2 separate regions of the Homo sapiens genome follow, and region 1 is linked to region 2. Evidence: read pairs that join two places in POLR2A ChIA-PET (ENCODE). Cell type or tissue: OCI-LY7. All regions are shown on one strand. Each heading gives the region's core, and the rest is flanking DNA. Links, peaks and the distances in the headings are about the cores only. Region 1 holds the start of IFNLR1 (interferon lambda receptor 1). Region 2 holds the start of CNR2 (cannabinoid receptor 2).

Region 1 (8,000 bases), core at 1-8,000, 280 kb after region 2:
TTATACCTAGGTGTGCTTACATGTTAATAATGTATTTGCATAGTTGTGAGAATTTCATATTGGACTCCATAGTGGTAAAAAAATAAATACAGGCCGGGCGTGGTGGCTCATGCCTGTAATCCCAGTACTTTGGGAGGCTGATGTGGGCAGATCCCGAGGTCAGGAGTTCGAGACCAGCCTGACCAACATGGTGAAACCCTGTCTCTACTAAAAACACAAAAATTAGCCAGGCGTGGTGGTGCACGCCTGTAATCCCAGCTACTCAGGAGGCTGAGGCAGGAGAATCGCTTGAATCCGGGAGGTGGAGGTTGCAGTGAGCAGAGATCACACCACTGTACTCCAGCCTGGTGACACAGTGAGACTCCATCTCAAATAAATAAATAAATAAATAAATAAATAAGTAAACACAACATCTGTCATATACATTTCTTTTCTGTTGGTTTAAGAAAATATCTGACAGCTTTACCTACTTCTGCAGGTTCATCCAAGCCCAGATATTACTGAACGAATATATTGATGTAGAGTATGTGTTATTTTGTTTTCAGTTCTGCTCTAGATCATAACTATGTAAAAAACACTGTCATAATCAGTTATACTAAAATTCATGAGCCCAAATGTAAGATGAAAAGTCTGCACTGTAGTCTAAGGTCATTGCTCTATCAATAATTACATTCTCATTTTGATTTACAGAAGAGCTTTATGGTAGAAACACCAGAAAACACCTCATACTATTAAAAGGCTTTTTCCCCATTAAAAAAAAAAATACAGGTCGGGCATGGCAGCTGACACCTGTAATCCCAGCACTTTGGGACATCGAGGCAGGAGAATCATTTGAGACCAGGAATTTAAGACTTGCCTAGGCAACATAGTGAGACCACATCTCTACAAAATAAATTTTTTAAAAAATTAGCAGGGCACAATGGTGAGAGTAAGGAGGCTGAGGTGGGAGTTTCGCCTGAGCCCAGGAGTTCAAGGCTGCCGTGATTGTGCCACTGCACTTCAGTCTGGCCAACAGAGCAAGACCCTGTCTCTACGAAACAGACAAATATACAAAACACCTTGCCTTCAGTCCATTCTCCACATAGCAGGAAGGATTAAAAATGAAAATCAGATCATGTTCATCTTCTGCTTAAGCCCTCTAAAGGCTTCCATCTCACTCCAGGTAAACTCAAAAGTCTTTATTATTTTTATTTTATTTTGAGGCAGAGTCTTATGCTGCCACCCAGGCTGGAGTACAGTGGCACAATCTCAGCTCACTGCAACCTCCACCTCCCGGGTTCAAGCGATTCTCCTGCCTCAGCCTCCAGAGTAGCTGGGATTACAGGCATGTGCCACCACACCTGGCTAATTTTTGTATTTTTAGTTGAGACGAGGTTTCACCATGTTGGCTAGGCTGGTCTCGAACTCCTGACCTCAGGTGATCCGCCCACCTTGGCCTCTCAAAGTGCTGGGATTACAGGCCTGAGCCACTGTGCCTGGTCTAAACTCCAGAGTCTTTACAATCACCACCAAGGCCCTACCCAATCTGACCCACCACTCCTCCCTTGCTCCCATATCTCCATCCACACAGGACTTTTTGCCCTTCCTGGAGCACCCCAGCCACACTCCCAACTCCAGGCCTTTGCACACGCTGTTCCCTCATGCTGTTCCCTCTGCCTTAACAGTTCTGCCCCTGGATATCCACCTGGCTCACTCCTTTGCTGTTTTCACATTCCTTTGATGTCACTGTCTCGAGGACACTTTCCCTGACTCCCTTTAACTGACCTCTATTCCCCTCTGTGGCACATTTTCCTTCTCACTGTTAATCTTCATCTTCTGAAATACGCATCTGATTACACCACTCCCCAGTTTCATGCCCTTTCCTTGGCCTCAGAATAAAGTCCACATTTGTTATTGAGGTTTGTGAGGCCCTGCCTGACGTGGCCTGGCCTGGCCTGGCCAGGCCGTCTTGCTGCTCTCTCCCCAACAGCTACCCTACAGGCTCATCAGGCAATCTTCCTGCTCGATGTTGCCAAGCCACTGCATTCTTCTGGATGTTTTTAAACCCAGGTGTCTTTGACTGCCTGGTATTCACCATCTAGTCTTTGAAATACTTGATTCAAATGTCACTTCCTCCAGGGAATCTTCCTTGACATATCTACGAGGTGATGATGATGATGATAACGATGATGATAATAATAGCAGCTAAGGCCGGGCATGGTAACTCACCCCTGTGATCCCAGCATTTTGGGAGGCAGAGGTAGGCAAATCACCTGAGGTCAGGAGTTTGAGACCAGCCTGGCCAACATGGTGAAACCACGTCTCTTCTAAAAATACAAAAATTAGTTGGGCATGGTGGCACACGCCTGTCATCTCAGCTACTTGGGAGGCTGAGACACGAGAATTGCTTGAACCCGATAGGTGGAGGTTGCAGTGAGCCGAGATTGCGCCACTGCACTCCAGCCTGGGTGACAGAGTGAGACTCTGTCTCAAAATAAATAAATAAAATAATAATAATAATAATAGCAGCTAATGTGTATTGTGTTCTGTGAGCCAGGTTCTGTGCTAAACAGTTTACCTGCACTTTCTCTTTTAATCCTCATTACATCCCTAGGAGGTAGGTATTCATTATAATAATTATAATCGTTACAGATGGGAAAACCAAGGCCCTCTCAGCTATTAAGTTGTAGAATCAGATTCAGTCCAGGCCTAGCCAACTCCAAAGTCCGAGCTCTTGACTGTACTTTGTCTTCTAGGTTCTCATGGGGTCTATTGAGCTTTATGATTCCAACTATTCCATCTATTGACCACTACGAGTCAAACAAGATCTGTTGACCACGGTGTGCCAGGGGTTTCAAAGAAGAACACAACTTCATTCCTGCCCTATAGGAGCTCATGGTCCCATGGAGAATTCAGGGTCCTGAAGTGTCCCATGTGCCATGATGGAAATCCATACGGGTTGCAAAATGGCATCAGGGAGGGAGGGTCCAGTTCTGTGGATGGCTGTCCCCAGCCTCGGCTGCCTACCCATCACCTTCTAGACCCAAAAGTGGGTGCCTGCTTCCACCTCATCCTGTGTCCTCTAGCTGGGACTGTATCACCACGAGGCTAGTGCTATTACTACTCCCAGCTTCTGGACTTCCTAACGGGTGACCAGCAGGAGACCAGGCTGTCTGCAAGCCACTTGTAAGGTATCCTATGGGCAGGACAGTCCCCAGATTCGAGCTAGGTCACATGAGAAAAACAGCAGTTAGAGCAACTTTCCTCTATGAAGCCTTCAAAGGATGCCAGGCACTAGTTTGGCTCTTTACATGTAAAACCTCAATCACCCTTGGGACAGACCACCCTATGGGGTAGGTGTCATTCATTCTGCTTCCATGGAAAGGGCGCTAGGCTCAGAGACAGATGCTAACTAACTTGCCTGAGGCTACACAGTCAGTTTGTGTGGGAGCCAGTATTTGAACTTAGATCTGGCTGTACTTACTCCTAAATCATCACACCATAGTTAGTGTTGTGTATATTAAATACTTATCAGGTGAAAGTACAAGAAGGTCTGGGTTTGACAGTGAAAGGGGAACAGAAGACCCCACCCTCCCTCCACACACAGGTACACGGTCCCTCATCAGCCACAGAGAACGCTGCTGTGGGCACTGGGGGCTGGAGCATCCCTGGCTGGCCTAGTGACCCAGTGGATGGACAGCCTGTCCCACGTGCCTACCCTGGAGGCAAAAGCTAGCCAGGCTTGCTTTAGCCCCTCTTCTCTCTTCTGTGTGCCTCACCTCTGCCATCCTTCTTGAGGAATTCCCTGAATTGCTCTGAGCCTCAGTTTTCCCATCGGAAAAGTAAAAATAATATCTACCTCCGAGGATGGCTGGGTCGTGAGGCTTCCAGAATAATGCGGTGCCTGGCACAAAGAAGTTGCTGAATAAATATAGGCTTTTATGATGATTGGATTATGCCCAGGGACCTTTACAGCTCTTTAAACTGTGAGTCCAAGACTAGGAAAATATCCTGGGGGCGATTTCTGGACCTTCTCTTCCCTGCTTCGGTTGGAGTCGTGGGCGGTGAGGTTTGGTGGTTGGGTCCTACGGCGAGGAATTTTGTACCTGACACCTTACTCATCAGTAGAGGTGGGAAAACAACAACAACAACAACAACAACAAAACAACAACAAAACAACAACCACCACCAAAAGAAAGCCGTCTTGTTAGAAAGCAGGGCACAGGCGACCAGAGCTCCGTCCCACCAGAGGCCTGGCAGGAACGGGAAGGGACATCAATCGGTCCCACTTTCCCTGCTGTCCACACTTTAGGGTCAAGTGTGGTTTTCACGCAGGGATCAGTGCTTTCTTTAGGAAACATTAAAAAGCACTTTATTAAAAAATATGCAGTATCAAACTGCCGCTGTCTTTTTTCTCCAGTTCTCCTGAAGCTGGAAGCATTAGGAAACTGGATTCGTTTCCTGCGGGAGAGGAATATCAAAGACCCGGTTCTGTTCAGTCCTGGGAAGAAGCAAACTGGGGGCGCGTAGGCAGGGCCGATTCGCACCCGGCTCGGGTGGCTGCGGACCCCGTGCCTGTCCCAGGAGCTCCGGGTCCGAGGGTAGGCGCGGCCCGGCCCGGGGAGCCCTCTTCCCCCTCCCTCCCGCGGCCCCGCGCCCTTACCTGGAGCGGCCTGCAGCAGGCACAGGAGCAGGGGGCCCCAGCGCTCGGGCCCCGCCATGGCCTTCCTGCCGCGGCGTCCCCGCCCGGGCCCAGGTCCCCGCCTCCCGCCTCCCGCCTCCCGTCTCCTAGCCCACCGCGGGCAGGTGACGCAGTCGGCAGCCAATGGCCCGCAGAGCCGCGGGCCCGTCCCTGCCGCCTAGGATTCACTGAGAAGGTCCCTGGGGACAGCCCCGCCGCGGGGGGAGGGGGGGGGGGGAGCGCGCCGGTCCCCGCGCTCGAAACTCGCCCGTACCTCTGCTTCATCTGCACTTAGTTTTGTTTTACTCAATTCCCGGAAAAAAAAATCAGTAAATCCGTGCACGGGGGAAGGGCAGGGGAGGGGAAGAAACCGGCTGATGATCAATAACCCACGGCCAGTCCAGTGCTCCAGGACGGGCCATTTTGGCAGGATTAGGGAGAGTTCAAGGCCGGTTTGGCTACGCGGCCTCAATGCCATTGGCGGGATCCGAGCGCGTTTCTGAGCCGGATGCTGAGCTCCGCGCCTTACACACGCGATTCCCTTTAATGCCCCCGGGGATCCCGGCGGATCCGTGCTGCCCTTCTCCACGTACTTCTCTCCCGGGGAGCGGCAGGCCCCAGAGCTTCAGGTGCTTGTTCTGGGGAAAGCTGTCTTTCTGACCCCGAAGGCTGTGGTGTTCACCTGGACAGCAGTAGCTTCCCAGTAAGGCACACGCCACGACGCGCAATATTATGCGGCCCTTTAGGAGGACGTTGCCGAATGGTGTGTATCGACACCGAGGTGTTTGCAACACACTGAGAAACAGAAAAGCGAGTGCTAAAACATAGGCCCATTAAAAAAGTGTGTGTGTAGCCGGGCGCGGTGGCTCACGCCTGTAATCCCAGCACTTTGGGAGGGTGAGGCGGGTGGATCGCCTGAGGTCAGGAGTTGGAGACAAGCCTGGCCAACATGGTGAAACCCCGTCTCTACTAAAAATACAGAAAATCAGCCGGGCGTGGTGGCATTCACCTGTAATCCCAGCTATCAGGGAGGCTGAGGCAGGAGAATCGCTTGAACCCAGGAGGCGGAGGTTGCAGTGAGCCGAGATCGCGCCACTGCACTCCAGCCTGGGCGACAGAGTGAAACTCAGTTTCAAAAAAAAAAAAAAAAGTGTGTGTGTGTGTGTGTGTGTGTGTGTGTGAGTCTGTCTGTATGCATAGAAAGATATTTGGAATAATAATTACCAAAATATTAATGGTTGTTGTCTTTGGGTGATGAGGATTTTCTTTTTCAACTTTCTTCTTTTCTGATCATATTTCGTTTCCAATTTTTTGATAATTATTTGAAACTGGGATCAGCTTTGGTCCCATCAGTTTTTGGAAGAGAAAATGATTTTCACAGAGCTTGGTGGGTCCAAAAGTTGCTCTGAGTTTAACCGCGGGGGAAATTTCTTTTGGAAATTTCAGGATGCTTCTGGGACTAGCATCAAGGCTTCTGCTTAATCAGGATTTTTTTTCTTTTTTTTTTTTTAGACAAAAGCTCTGTCGCCCAGGCTGGAATGCAATAGTGTGATCTTGGCTCACTGCAACCCCGCCTCCTGGGTTCAAGCTATTTTCTCACTTCAGCCTCCCAAGTAGTTGGGATTACAGGCACCTGCCATCATGCTCAGCTAATTTTTGTAGAGATGGGGTTTCACCATGTTGGGCAGGCTGGTCTTGAACTCCTGACCTCAGGTGACCTCAGCCTCCCAAAGTGCTGGGATTACAGGCATGAGCCACTGTGCCTGGCCTTAATTAGGATCTCTTAACAAAGCCCTGCTCACAGAGGACGCAATTCCACCTCAAAGGCGCAGGGTGGAGGAGGATGGAAGAGCAGCAGGCACGGTCAGTGTTGGTATCTTGGGATCTCTGAAATGTTGACTGTTGACTTTCTTTTCTCCTTCCTTCCTTCCTTTCTCTCTCTTTCTTTCTTTCTTTCTTTCTTTCTTTCTTTCTTTCTTTCTTTCTTTCCTTCCTTCCTTCCTTCCTTCCTTCCTTCCTTCCTTCTTTTTTCTCTCTCTTTCCTTCTTTCTTGCTTTCTTATTTTCTTGCTTTCTTTTTTTTTGACAAGAGTCTCACTCTGTCACCCAGGCTGGAGTGCAGTAGCGTGATCATGGTTCACTGCAACCTCTACCTACTGGTTCAAGCGATTCTCATGCCGCAGCCTGCCAAGTAGCTGGGACTACAGGCGTAAGCCACCATGCCCAGCTAATTTGTGTATTTTTAGTAAAGACGGGGTTTCGCCATGTTGGCCAGGCTAATCTCGAACTCCTGGCCTCAAGTGATCTGCCCACCTCGGCCTTCCAAAGTGCTGGGATTATAGGCATGAGCCATGCACCCGGCCCTGAAATGTTGACTTTCATTTCCACCCAGCAACTGCAACTCTTTTAGACCCGGAATCCCACTGTGCTTGGAGCGGTTCAACAGCAGGTACAGAAATATCTTCATTTGCCACCTGCTCCACCCATGGGCTCCTGTGCTATGCATCTGAAACTGGCACTTGCTCTTTTTTGACAATTTGTTTGTCACATGTTTGTTCTCTTGTTCCTCTTCCCCCACCTCCCCGCCCACGCATAGCTTCGAGTTAGAAAATTGTGTGTTCAGATGCCTTGATCCTTCAAGAGACATTTTGTGACTATGAGCTTGGCCAAGTTGGATCTTTCAAAACCTTAAAAAAAATGTCATCTATAGATGCCGGTCAGAAAATCTCAGCCAGTTACCACGACCTTGCTTCTACTTAGGTCCTAAATACACTGCTTCAATTTCTTTCAGGTATCTCAAATACAATCCATCCATTCTGGAATAAAATGAATATATCTCTATTGATATCTCTTTATCCCAAACAGCTGACTGCACGAATCTTTATTGAGTCTTTGTTATATAGTGGCACTGCAGTTTACATACAGTATTTAATCTTCACAACAACCCTATGAGGTGGATATTATTAATATCCCCTTTCAACAGATGAAACTCGGAGAGGTTACATCCTTGCTTAGGTCACACAGCTAATTATAGTGATAGGGCTGCAATTTGGAACTCAGTCTGTCTGTCCTCAAAGCTTGTGGTTTTAAAACTTCTGCTACCCAGCCTCTTGCTTGCTTAAGGGCAAACAAGAACAAACCTCCCCAGTCTTAATCACTTCCTGATTTGCAAAGATCATGGCGCTAACCTCTCAACTCTCATGAGTGGAACGGTGGGCACTGAAGAGCCAGCTTCCTCTTTGGGTTGGAATATTAGGTATGAAGCAGTGGTGCTGATAAATGTTTCACAACTGGTTGGGGGTTTAGGGGACAGGGGTAAAAGTCCTGCTTTCTTGTGTTTC
Region 2 (12,112 bases), core at 2,102-10,101:
ATCCTCACAGTAAGTCAGGAAGGGTGGTCCTATTATCATCATCTCTGTTTTGCAGACAAGGAGACGGAGGCGCAAAGATGCAGTGACTTGTCTGAGGTTGCACAAAAGGGCAGAGCCCGATGTGAACCCAAACCTGTGCCCAGGTCTGCAACTGTCACAGGAGCCTGCCTCCTAGTTGCTCAGCTGGCTCCTGCGGCTTTCTCCCGGGGACTTCTCTCTAATCTTTCTGGGGGGCCCTTTGAAATGTTAAAAAATTGCATTTGGGCTCCCGATTTTCTGCTTTACCAGATTCCAGAGTTCACACTGCCTGAAGACAGGAATCTTAGCTTTGCCCCACTAGGGAGCTCCTTTGTGATCCAGGTGATGTCACTCAGAACTCTGGTTTTTTTGTTCGTTTCATTGTTTTTTTTTTTTTTTTTGGAGTCTCGCTCTGTCACCCAGGCTGGAGTGCAGTGGTGCGATCTCGGCTCACTACAACCTCTGCTTCCCGGGTTCAAGTGATTCTTCCGGCTCAGCCTCCCGAGTAGCTTGGGATTACAGGCGCCTGCCACCATGCCCAGCCAATTTTTTTGTATTTTTATTAGAGACAAGGCTTCACCATGTTGGCCAGGCTGGTCTCGAACTCCTGACCTCAGGTGATCGGCCTGGTGCTGCTTCCAAGTGCTGGGATTACAAGTGTGAGCCACTGCACCTAGCTAATCTTCATTTTTATAACAAGAACTAAAAGGCCTATCTCCCTCTTTCAAAGAAAGTCTACTACAGAAAATTATTTGATGCTCTGTGATATTACAGCATAAATGACTGATAAGCATGTGTGGATCTCTTTCACCCTGAGGGTAGCCTGTTACTGTGAAATCTGTCAGCCATCGGGAAGTATGCATTTGTCTGGGGGTGGGAGGAGCATTGTTAAAATCACACCTGGAAGTGGCCAGTCACCCATTCTGTCCATGAAGTGCTCTCTGTAGGAAAGGAAACTTTCATACAAAGTAAGGCATTATAACCAGGGAACAGAGAGGTCTGTCCCCTGATGATGAGGACTTTTCATGGTGGCTTCTCTCTAAAGCAGGAGTAAGACAGGGTTAACCACGTGGTGAACATTCTGAATCACCTGTGGTTTGCCTCCAGGCCACTCTACCTCTTCCTGGTTTGGCCAGATCCCAAAGGGTAGAGCCCCTACCCCAGCCATGATTCTGGTTTGCTTATAGGGTTGCATCAGTCGGGGGTTGAGGTTGCAATTCAGGCTGGTTCCCAGAACAGGGGAGTTTGTGAAGCGATGTGGAGAGCCATGGAGGCTCAGCTCTTGAAACACTCTGGTGATTATGACAATAGTAGCAACTAATACTGAAATTGCACCTACTGTATACCGTGTGTCAGGCACTATTCTCTGCACTTAACTTTTCTTTTCTTTTCTTTCTTTTTTTTTTTTTGAGATGAGTCTGGCCCTGTTGCCCAGGCTGGAGTGTAGTGCATCTCGGCTCACTGCAACCTCCGCCTCCCGGGTTCAATCGATTCTCTTGCCTCAGCTTCCCAAGTAGCTGGGATTACAGGTACCCGACACCACGCCAGCTAGCTTTTGTATTTTTAGTAGAGATGGGGTTTCACCATGTTGGCCAGGCTTGTCTCAAACTCCTGACCTCAGGTGATCCACCTGCCTTGGCCTCCCAAAGTTCTGGGATTACAGGCATGAGCCACCGCGCCCAGCCATCTTTGCACTTTATATATTATATATATTTATATATTAATTTATATATTCTACACAACAAATCCATGATGGGGGACTAGTATCACTCCTGTTCTGTAGTTGGGGAAACCAGCATCAGCAGAGAGGCTTGACTCATGGGGCTGATAAGATCTGTGAGTGGTGGCAAAGGGGCTGGAGGGGACAAAGGGACAAGCTGGGCAGAGGCTGATGGATGAATTAAACCTGGCATGAGGACTCAGGCCACGGAGAGACGAGGAACAGCCAGGGATAGGCCAGACATCTGGGGAGCTGATCCTCCTGTAAGTTCCTTCTACCTCTCTCTAATAGAATTAATTAAGGTGCATTTGTGCATCTGTTGGCTTTTGGTCCCTGGGACCATAACAAAGAACACATGTTGCAATCTCTGGCCTGGGATTTGGGATCTAGCGGGATCACGGGACACTCTATCAAGCCAATCTCAGGCCTCGGGAGCCAAACTTGCAAGGTGGCCTGGATTTCTAGTTCCTGTTCCTGTTCTGTGTAAAAGAGATTCTCAGTTGGTTCTGAACACAGATTCTCAGTTGGTCCTGAACTTACCCTCGGAACCAACTGAGAATAAGGAGGAAATAGGTAGACAGAGGCAGCCTGAGTCATAGTTGTGATTCTGATTCTGCTCCCACTCTGATGTTTTTTGGAGAACTAGGCTTAAGCTGTCTTCCCCCCTCAGACTCTCTAGCAGTGGGACTCCAGGCCCACACCACTGTACCCACCTCCTGCCCCTTATTAAAGCTGTGTTCTCTCGTGCAAATTACGTCGTCTCCTTGAGCCCCACTGTCCTTGTCTGTAAAATGGGAATAATGAAAATACCTCCACTCAGGACTGTTGTGAGGATTAAACAGTATGTATGGGACATAGAAAACTTAATTTTACAAACCCCAGTGGAAACTACTCGAGCCATTTCATAATTTTCTATGGCCCATGAAAAAGGAAGTGATTTTAAATAAAATGTACTATTTACAATAAGTGTATTGTTTAAAATTTTTCTCTAACTTTTTTTTTTTGTTTTCCTATCTTTCTTTTTTTTCTTTCTTTTTTTTTTTTTAGAGATGGAGTTTTGCCACGTTGCCCACGTTGGTCTTGAACTCCTGAGCTCAAGTGATCCACCTTGAGCTTCAGCACTTCCCAAAGTGCTGGGATTACAGGCGTGAGCCACCGCACCCGGCCAATTCATACTTCTTAAAAGTAATTTTATGTTTGCTATATGATAAGATAAAATAGGTTTCATTTAGCTGGGAGTGGTGGCATGTGCCTGTAGTCTCAGCTACTTGACAGACTCAGATGAGAGGATGACTTGAATCTAGGAGGTCAAGGCTGCAGTGAGCCATGATTGCACCACTGCACTCCAGCCTGGGTGACAAAGTGAGACTCTGTGTCAAAAAAAAAAAAAAGAAAAAATATGTCTCAGGCCCCTATTTGCATGCCTCTCTGTATATGCCTTGCAGGTGTAGATCTCTTTTATACCCAGTACAGGAAAAGACAGAATACATCTTTCTCTCTTCTTACCAACCTTTGAAATGTTGTGAAGTAGTAGGATTTCTCTAATATGCCATATAAGAAAGTTGATCAGATAAATGTAATTTATGAATCTTGAAGCAGGCCGGGCATGGTGGCACACTCCTGTAATCCCAGCACTTTAGGAGAGCAAGGTGGGCGGATCACCTGAGGTCAGGAATTCGGGACCAGCCTGGCCAACATGGTGAAACCCTATCTCTACTAAAAATACAAAAAAATTAGCCGGGCGTGTGGCATGCACCTGTAATCCCAGCTACATGGGAGGCTGAGGCAGGATAATCGCTTGAACCTGGGAGGTGGAGGTTGGGACGTGGAGGTTGCAGTGAGCCGAGATCGCGCCACTATGCTCCAGCCTGGTGACAGAGGGAGACCTTGTCTCAAAAAAAAAAAAAAAAAACAAGAGAAAAAAGAAGAATCTTGAAGCAAATCTGCAGAGGAGTTAACACCATCATTTCCTTGTATTTTCTTTTCTTTTTTTTGAGGTGGAGTCTTGCTTTGTTGCCCGGGCTGAAGTGCAGTGGCGTGATCTCGGCTCACTGCAACCTCTGCCGCCCGGGTTCAAGCAGTTCTCCAGCCTCAGACTCCCAAGTAGCTGGGATTACAGGCGTGTGCCACCACACCTGGCTAATTTTTGTATTTTTTAAGTAGAGATGAGGTTTCACCATGTTGGCCAGGCTGGTCTCAAACTCCTGGCCTCAAGTGATCCACCCACCTCAGCCTCCCAAAGTTCTGAGATTACAGGCGTGAGCTACCGTACCCAGCTTCCTTGTATTTTTGATATCAGTTTCTTATGCTGTCTTTAATCATTGGCTCAGTAAGGGTATAAATTAAATGATATCAGATTAAGAGCAAAAACGATGTAAAGCCATATATCAGCCAAAGCTGTAGCTGAATGATTAATTGCCTGGTTGTGAGTCATGAGCTAGTTTGTTCTATCACCACTAACTACTGCTTTTTTTTTTTTTTTTTTTTTTTGAGATGGAGTCTCCCTCTGTTACCAGGCTGCAGTGGCGTGATCTTGGCTCACTGCAACCTCCGGCTCTCTGGTTCAAGCAATTCTCCTGCCTCAGCCTCCTGAGTAGCTGGGATTACAGGCACATGCCACTATGCCCGGCTAATTTTTGTATTTTTAGTAGAGACGGGGTTTCACCATGTTGGCCAGCATGGTCTCGATATCCTGACCTCATGATCTGCCCACCTGGGCCTCCCAAAGTGCTGGGATTACAGGCATGAGCCACCGTGCCTGGCCAACTATCGCTTTTTAAATATTTATTTTATTTTTGAGATAGGGATCTTGCTCTGTCACCCAGGCTAGAGTGCAGTAGCACAATCTCGGCTCACTGCAGCCTTGAATTCCTGGGCTCAAGCGATGCCTGGCTATACCTGCCAGATTTGATTCTTCCACTTATCCTAGGAAGATCTCACATTGAGAAAAAATCTTTTAACTATTACAATAATTATTCACTAATTTTTAAAAAAATGGAAACAGGCATCAAGACCTTCTAATGATGTGAACCTTCTGGAACATCTCCCTCCCTAGTGGGAAAAGCTGGTAGAAAGTAGTGGGAAGACAGACTTGGGTTTGACTCCTGTCTCTGCCTGTTGTGTCTCAGCCTTAGTGGCTTCATCTGTCAAATGGGCCCATTGGAAGGGAGGGAGGGCTACAGAAGGTCAGTGAAGCACCCTCTGGCTCCTTCCTTGCTCTCAGTGGGCTCTATTCCCCAGCTTCCAGCTCCATCAGATTTTCCAGGACCCAAACAGACCCAGGGAGAGACACAGAGGACGAACTCAATGAATTTGGGCTGAGGCAACACTGTGAACGCAGCTGTGGCTCTCAAAGAGGAACTTAGGGGTTGCCTCAACCTCTAGGGAGGCAAGGGAGCCTCTGAGAGACAGGTGGGGTGGTGGGGGTGAGGGAGTGGGAAAAGCTGCCTTTGACTCACTGTATGAGCAGGAGATCAGAGACCTCCTCTCTGGGCAGTGGAAGCAGGTGGGGGAGGGGAGGAGAAGCCGTGAAGCTCACCGGACACCGAACCACGAAGTCCCCTCTGCTCATGGGCTCACCCACATCCTCCCCGACTGGATGGGGCCCCAGCAGCCTTCACTCCCTCGCCTGCTGGGGAATCCTTCCCTCCCTGCTTGGCCCTAACTCCACTATGCAGTTCCTCCCCCATTAATCTGGCCTTGTCTGTCATTTTCTCTCCTTGGCATTTGAGGTCTTTGCTGCATGGCGTGAGGACTGAGTACATCCTTTCTCTCCCCAGGAGATGGAGGGAAAAGAGAACAGTTTTACACTGTTCTGGGTTCTGCTGGAAGAAGGCTGAGACCTGATCTTACTCTTCTGGTGGTCCCTGCAGCATAGCTGGGGACCGAGAGCCTTGGCTGTGCGTGGGTTCCCACTCTGCCCTCTCCCGAGACTTCAGTGTCCTCATTTATAGCTTGGGGAGAGAAAGAGAATTGCCTTTACAGGACCGAGGTGAGGATTACATAAGATAATGCCTAAGCACAGTCAGGGAAGGTCTGTCAGAGATCATCATGGAAACAGGAAGTCACCTGGGCCAAGGGCTAGAGCCTCAGGGTCTTGGCACAGAGTAGACACCTCACAAGACTGGATTGGACTGCTCAGTTTGGGGTGGGAGGAGAGAAGCCGGCCATATTCATATGATATCCCTCCAATTTCCTCCCCAGCGCAGGTTCTCGGGTTGTCCATGTGATGGCATCTGAAACGCAGCCTGGCGAGCGACACAGTAAAGACAACCCTGATCATGAGTCCCCGAGCCTGCCCTGCATCTCCATACCTAGAGGCATTTCCACTCCCGTTCTCCTATTTTGATTCCCACCACAATATGGCTTGGTTCTGGATCCAGATTGACCTGGACTTGAGTCTCAGCTTTGCCATTACCACCAGTTATGGGACTGTGGACAAGTCTCTCTCCTTCTTTTTTTTTTTTTTGAAACAGTATCTTGCTCAGTTACCCAGGCAATAATAGCTCACTGCAGCCTCAATCTCCCAGGCTTAAACAATCCTTCCACCTCAGCCCCCTGAGTAGCTGGGACCACAGGCATGTGCCACCATGCCTGGCTAATTTTTAATTTTTTTTTTTTTTTTTTTGTAGAGATAGGGTCTCACTATGTTTCCTAGACTGGTCTTGAAGTGCTGAGCTCAAGCTATCCTCCTGCCTGGGCCTCCCAAAGTGCCAAGCTTACAGGTATGAGCCACCATGCCCGGCCCCTTGGATAAGTCTTAAGCTTGTGTGAGCTTCAGTTTCTCACCTTGCAAATGTGGTTAGTGATAGCAGCCCCCTCCTAGGCTGTGGTGAGGACTTAATGAGGAACGGTCACAGAGCTCAAATGTGTAGTAAATGCTTCATCAATCTTCGCTTAAGAAAAAAACAAGAGCGGATCACCTGAGATCGGGAGCTCGAGACCAGCCTGGCCAACATGCAGAAACCCCATCCCTACTAAAAATACAAAATTAGCCGGGCGTGGTGGTGCATGCCTGTCATCCCAGCTACTTGGGAGGCTGAGGCAGGAGAATCGCTTGAACCCAGGAGGCAGAGGTTGCAATGAGCTGAGATTACGCCATTATACTCCAGCCTGGGCAACAAGAGCAAAACGCTGTCTCAAAAAAAAAAAAAAAAAAAAAAAAAGAAAGAAAAGAAAAGAAAACAAAACAAAAAAACAAAAAACAAAAAACAAGAGCCCCTTTGAGGCAGGTTGGGAATGCTATGATAGCGTCATTTTTAGAGTTGAAGAAACTGAGGTTCAGAAAGGTGATGTAACTTGCCCCAGGTTGCCTGAGTAATTGATGAGGGAGACTTGGGTTTCCATGTGATTCCATGTGATTGATAGCACAAGCTCTGAACCCACAGCGCAGGACTCTCTGCTCACACTGGCTCCGCTATTCCTTGGCTGTGTGACACTGAGCAAGTCAACACTGCTGCTGAGTCTTGGTTTTTCTCATCTGTAAGATAGGGCTGCCTGTCTCTTTTCAGAGTGCCCTTTGTGTCTCGTGGCTCGGGGACTTTTTTCAGGGGTGAGAGTAGGAAGCAGAAGCTATTTGAAGACAACCCTTCTTCCTGTCCTTTCCTGAGAACCTGAGCGCAGTGAGAAGGTTAGGTCACGTGGGTGGGGGGTGGGGAGAGAAGAGTGTCCATCTGCCATCCACAGCCAAGGGGAGAGGAGAGATTGTCCTTGGCTGGGAGGGGACCGAGGTCTTGGGCACCTAGAATTTGCTTTCTGGGAAGATGGCAGGACCTCTGGGGGAAGTCACTGGGTGATATATCCTGGATGTCAAAATGAGACACAGTGGTTTCAGGTCTTACAAAGAATCTGGACTCCAGGCATGCCAGGGAAGTGGGCAAGGCTGGACTTCAGACAATCAAGTCCATTTGGGCAATGGGCATCCATCGTAGGAGGACCCAGGAGCCTCCCTCACGCTTATGTTCTGTGTGTCCTCTGGGTCAATGTGCATGGGTGGGGATGGGAGTGAGGGAAGCTCAGTGCACTTGGAGATTAAATTTCCTCCTAGCCCAGTAGGATGAGGCTCAGGGTCCTATTGAATGTGACTTCAACTGAATAAAGAAAAGATCAATTTATGCACACCCGAGGGTGTGCAGTAAGAGTGACTGGTACTGTAAAATGAGGTGGGAAGAGAGGGGGCTGGCGCTGGAGGGCTCTGCTTGGCTGAGCCAGGCTGCCATTTTCCCGTCTTCACTGCCTTATCCTGGCCTTAGCCGGCCAAAGGGTAAAGGATATGCTTCACCTGCCCAGCGCAGGTTAGGGGGTCACTCTGGTAAGCCACAAGGTGGTTACAGAGCTGGGGCCAGGATTATTGGGACTCCACCTCCTGAGCTCTCCCTGAACTTCTCCCCAGCCTCCATCCTGGTTTTCATGCTGCCAACGTGTCTACTTGCCACTCATTCCAGGGAAAAGCAGCCAGGCCTCATTTTATCCTCATCTCAGATCCACAGCAAGAGCAGATGGGGTGAAGATCAAACTCTCCACCACAGCCATTCCCGAGCCCTGTGCTGCTGCCCGCCCTGTGCCCGCATCAGACAGTTGACTCGCAACAAGCCTGTGAGTGACCTTCTCAGGCCCATGTTTCTCAGAAGAGGAAGCTGAGCAGGAAAGAAATGGAGTGATTTGCATTAGGCCATCGAGCTACCAGTGGCAGAGCTGGGATTCAGACCTGGACGCTGACCCCAGGGCACACTGGAAAATACTGCTCTTCCCTCCGCTGAGTGGAACTTACACCAAAGCAGACCCCTGGCCTCCTGAGTCCAGTGTGCCCCTAACACTACCTTGTGGTCTCCCCATCTATAAAATGAGAGCGCAGGACTCACCTGGTCATCTCAAAGGCCTCTGCCAGCCCCTGTCATTTCCTGGCCCCCATCTACTGTTGCAGTCCACACCTCGTAAGGCAGGATAGCCTGGTGGCTGAAGGGTGGGCCGCGAAGCCGGAGTGCCTAGGCTCAAGCCAATGCTCTCATTCAATGCCCGCATGATTTCAGGTGGGTCACCTAGCCCCCACCTATCAAGTGGACAACAGTGATAGCTCCTACTGCATACGGCTGTTGTGAGGATTAAATAAATCCAACCACTAAAGGCTCTTAGGGCAGCGCCTGGCACACAGTAAGGCCATCTCTGTGTGTGTGATTCTTGTCTCTGTAATGAAATGAAAGCCAAAGTCCTGATTCTTGGTCCTAGGAGGGGGATGCCAGCCCTGAACTTTCCTGCGACTGGTCCTCCACAACCCCAGGTGTCCTGAAATGACATCTATCCCCTGCCCCAGACAGGCCCACCTGGCTTCTTGTGTCCCTGGAGGGAAGGGATAAGGTAAGAATACAGGTTTTGGCCAGGTGCAGTGGCTCATGCCTGTAATCCCAGCACTTTGGGAGGCCAAGGTGGGCAGATCACCTGAAGTCGGGAGTTCGAGACCAGCCTGGCCAACATGGTGAAACCCTGTCTCTACTAAAAATACAAAAATTAGCCAGACGCAGTAGTGCACACCTGTAATCCCAACTACACGGGAGGCTGAGGCAGGAGAATCGCTTGAACCTGTGAGGCTGCACTGAGCCGAGATTGTGCCACTGTACTTTAGCCTGGTCAACAGAGCAAAACTCCGTCTCAAAAACAAACAAACAAACAAAAAAGAATACAGGTGTTGGGGAATGAGGAAGAAGCCTAAAATAAACAACAAAAAAAGCTACTCACGGTTGTGTTGTGGGTGGCTGGGCACTGGGAGCTGCCGGGGGCTGAGGAGTCCCAGTTGTTTTCTGTCCTCTCCCAGGACCTGGCCGTGGGTGCCACTCAGAGCACCTGTTGAGTGCCACCCCAAGCCAGCTTTCTCTTGCTTTTGTACTTTCTCACAGATGAGTGAGTGTGAGGAGGTCTGGCCTTCCGTGCCTGTTACCACTTCCCCTCCAGGTCCCTGGTGCCACAATGCTCTTGCCCCTGCGGTTGAGTTATCTCTTACAACGAACTCTGGCCAGGGTGGGGCATGGGCCTAGACCCTGGAGTCAAGGGACTTGGGTTCTAATACAGCCTCGTTAAAATGTTGATTCACTTAACTTCCCCAAAGGCAAGTTTCTTTATCTGTAAAATGGGGATAATGCACCAACATTACAGTAGATCACCTAAAAGGACATGCCATTCCAATGCCTCTTCACCACTAGGCCAGAGCTTTGAAATGCAAATGCCTACAGGCAGATTAACATAATGGGTGATGGATCCTGGTGTGGGGCAATAGGGAGTGGTAGGGACTGTGGGTAATAGGGGGAACACAGGACCCAAGTGGAAAAGCTTGGCTGGAGCTGAGAGGTACCTGACCCTCTCTACTGGCCCAGCTGAGAGGTATCTGCCCCACACCCCAGACCCTGATCTGGGCCAGTAGAGAGGGGCAGGTACCTCTTAGTTCCAGCCAAGCTTTTCTGCTTGGGAGTATAGGCAAATTGTCAGATATTCCAAGCATTTGGAAGTTGTGCTGTATTTTTCAAGAGATACCAGAAATCTTGACTTATGTGATAGCTTCCTGTGTGTGTGTGTGTGTGTGTGTTTTGTTTTTTGTTTGTTTGTTTTTGTTTTGAGACCAAGTCTCGCTCTATTGCCCAGGCTGGAGTGCAATGGCGCAATCTCGGTTCACTGCAACCTCTGCCTCCTGGGTTCAAGCAACTCTCCTGCCTCAGCCTCCTGAGTAGCTGGGACTACAGGTGCACACAACCACCTCCAGCTAATTTGTAGTTTTAGTAGAGACAGGGTTTTGCCATGTTGACCATGCTGGTCTTGAACTCCTGACCTCAAGTGATCCACCCACCTTGGCCTCCTAAAGTGCTAGGATTACAGGGTGAGTCACCACGCCCAGCCACTTCCTGTTTATTTTATTTTACTTTATTTTATTTTATTTTAATTTTTTGAGGCAGGGTCTCGCTCTGTTGCCCAGGCTGGAGTACAGCGGCACGATCATAGTTCACTGCAGCCTCAAATTCCTGGGTTCCAGTGATCCTCCCATCTCAGCCTTCCAGGTAGCCGGCAGAACAGGCATGTGCCACCACACCTGGCTATTTTTTTTTTTTAATTTTTTTGTATAGATGGGGGTCTCACTATGTTGCCTAGCTTGGTTTTGAACTCCTGGGCTCAAGCAAATCCTCCCGCCTCAGTCTCCAAAAGTGTTGGGATTACAGGCATGAGCCACCATGCTCAGCCAGTTGCCAATTTTAGAATGTAAAGCCCAAAGTCACACCTTTAAAAAATGCTATGTGAGTCAAACTAAACATTATCTTCAGTTTATATTTATTAGGGAGTATGTCCCTAATGTCCAGTCCTGGGCTGGATGTACTCAGGTATGGTATCTGATATAGTTCCAAGTGTCCTCACACCCACTCTCAGATAAAATATTTAATGAGACGCCATTATATTCTAAGGATACAGAGATGATTATGGCAAAGTTTTTGCCCTTGTAAACTCATGGCCTATGATTATCTCATCAGATCCTCTCACTAACTGCTCCCCACACCCCAGACCCTGATCTGGGCCAATGAAGAAAGATTTTGCCCCTGAGGTAGAGTTGCAAGATTCTTCAAGTAAAAAATGTTACAGGCATGAGCCACCCCACCTGGCCCAATGAATTATATTCTTGAAGATGATGGAGAGTAGATTTTAAGTGTTCTCACCACAAAAATAAGTATGTGAGGTAATGCAACAATAGTTGAGACATTCAGGCACTAAAAATTACTTGTTGCTTATGTGCGATTAGAATGCTCAGCCTAGCGTGGTGGCTCACGCCTGTTATCCCAGCACTTTGGGAGGCAGAGGCAGATGGACTGCCTGAGATCAAGAGTTCAAGACCACCCTGGGCAACATGGTGAAACCTCATCTCTACTAAAATACAAAAAATTAGCTGGGTGTGGTGGTGCGTAGTTGTAGTCCCAGCTACTCAGGAGGCTGAGGCATGAGAAATGCTTGAGCCACAGAGGCGGAGGTTGCAGGGAGCCGAGATCGCCTTACTGCACTCCAGCTTGGGCTCCAGAGTGAGACTCTGTCTCAAAAAAAAAAAAAAAAGAAAAAAGAAAAAGAAAAAAAAGAATGTAACCAGGCATTCTCTGTCTTATCTGGCAACACCACCCAGAGGGGACACTTGGCAATATCTGGAGACATTTTTGGTTGTCACAACCTGGTGGAGGAATTCTACTGACATCTGCTAGGGAGAGGCCAGGAATGCTGCTAACCATTCTGCAATGCACAGGACAGCCCTACAGCAAGGAATTATCCAGCTCAAGATGCTAACTTGCGAACCCTGGTCTGGACCTAGTCCTGGCTCCTTCAGCGCAAAGCCATTGCTGGGAAGGGCCTTTAATTTGA

The links. Peaks named below come from ENCODE experiments on the same cell type or tissue, not always from the same donor. Only the 100,000 strongest peaks of a DNase experiment are listed, where the experiment ranks them.
Region 1: POLR2A ChIA-PET joins it to region 2 with 10 read pairs; 2 of 35 experiments call an interaction of 5 or more read pairs at or near these places.

The regions. Positions count from the first base shown.
Region 1 is chr1:24,182,549-24,190,548 of GRCh38, forward strand. IFNLR1 (interferon lambda receptor 1) reads right to left here and starts at 4,741. Exons shown (of 7, transcript NM_170743.4): 1 at 4,643-4,741. The coding sequence starts at 4,700. RefSeq lists a silencer at 4,514-5,003. In OCI-LY7, for the core only: no CTCF peak of the experiment used is centred there; DNase peaks (open chromatin) are centred at 4,793, 5,143, 7,163, 7,813 and 3 weaker places; H3K4me3 peaks cover 6,988 bases; H3K27ac peaks cover 6,769 bases.
Region 2 is chr1:23,903,777-23,915,888 of GRCh38, forward strand. It overlaps CNR2 (cannabinoid receptor 2), which reads right to left and starts at 9,586. Exons shown (of 2, transcript NM_001841.3): 1 at 9,470-9,586. RefSeq lists enhancers at 1,272-1,351, 8,455-8,624, 9,398-9,912 and a silencer at 6,435-6,484. In OCI-LY7, for the core only: a CTCF peak has its summit at 6,031; DNase peaks (open chromatin) are centred at 5,195, 5,835, 7,285, 9,655 and 6 weaker places; H3K4me3 peaks cover 8,000 bases; H3K27ac peaks cover 8,000 bases.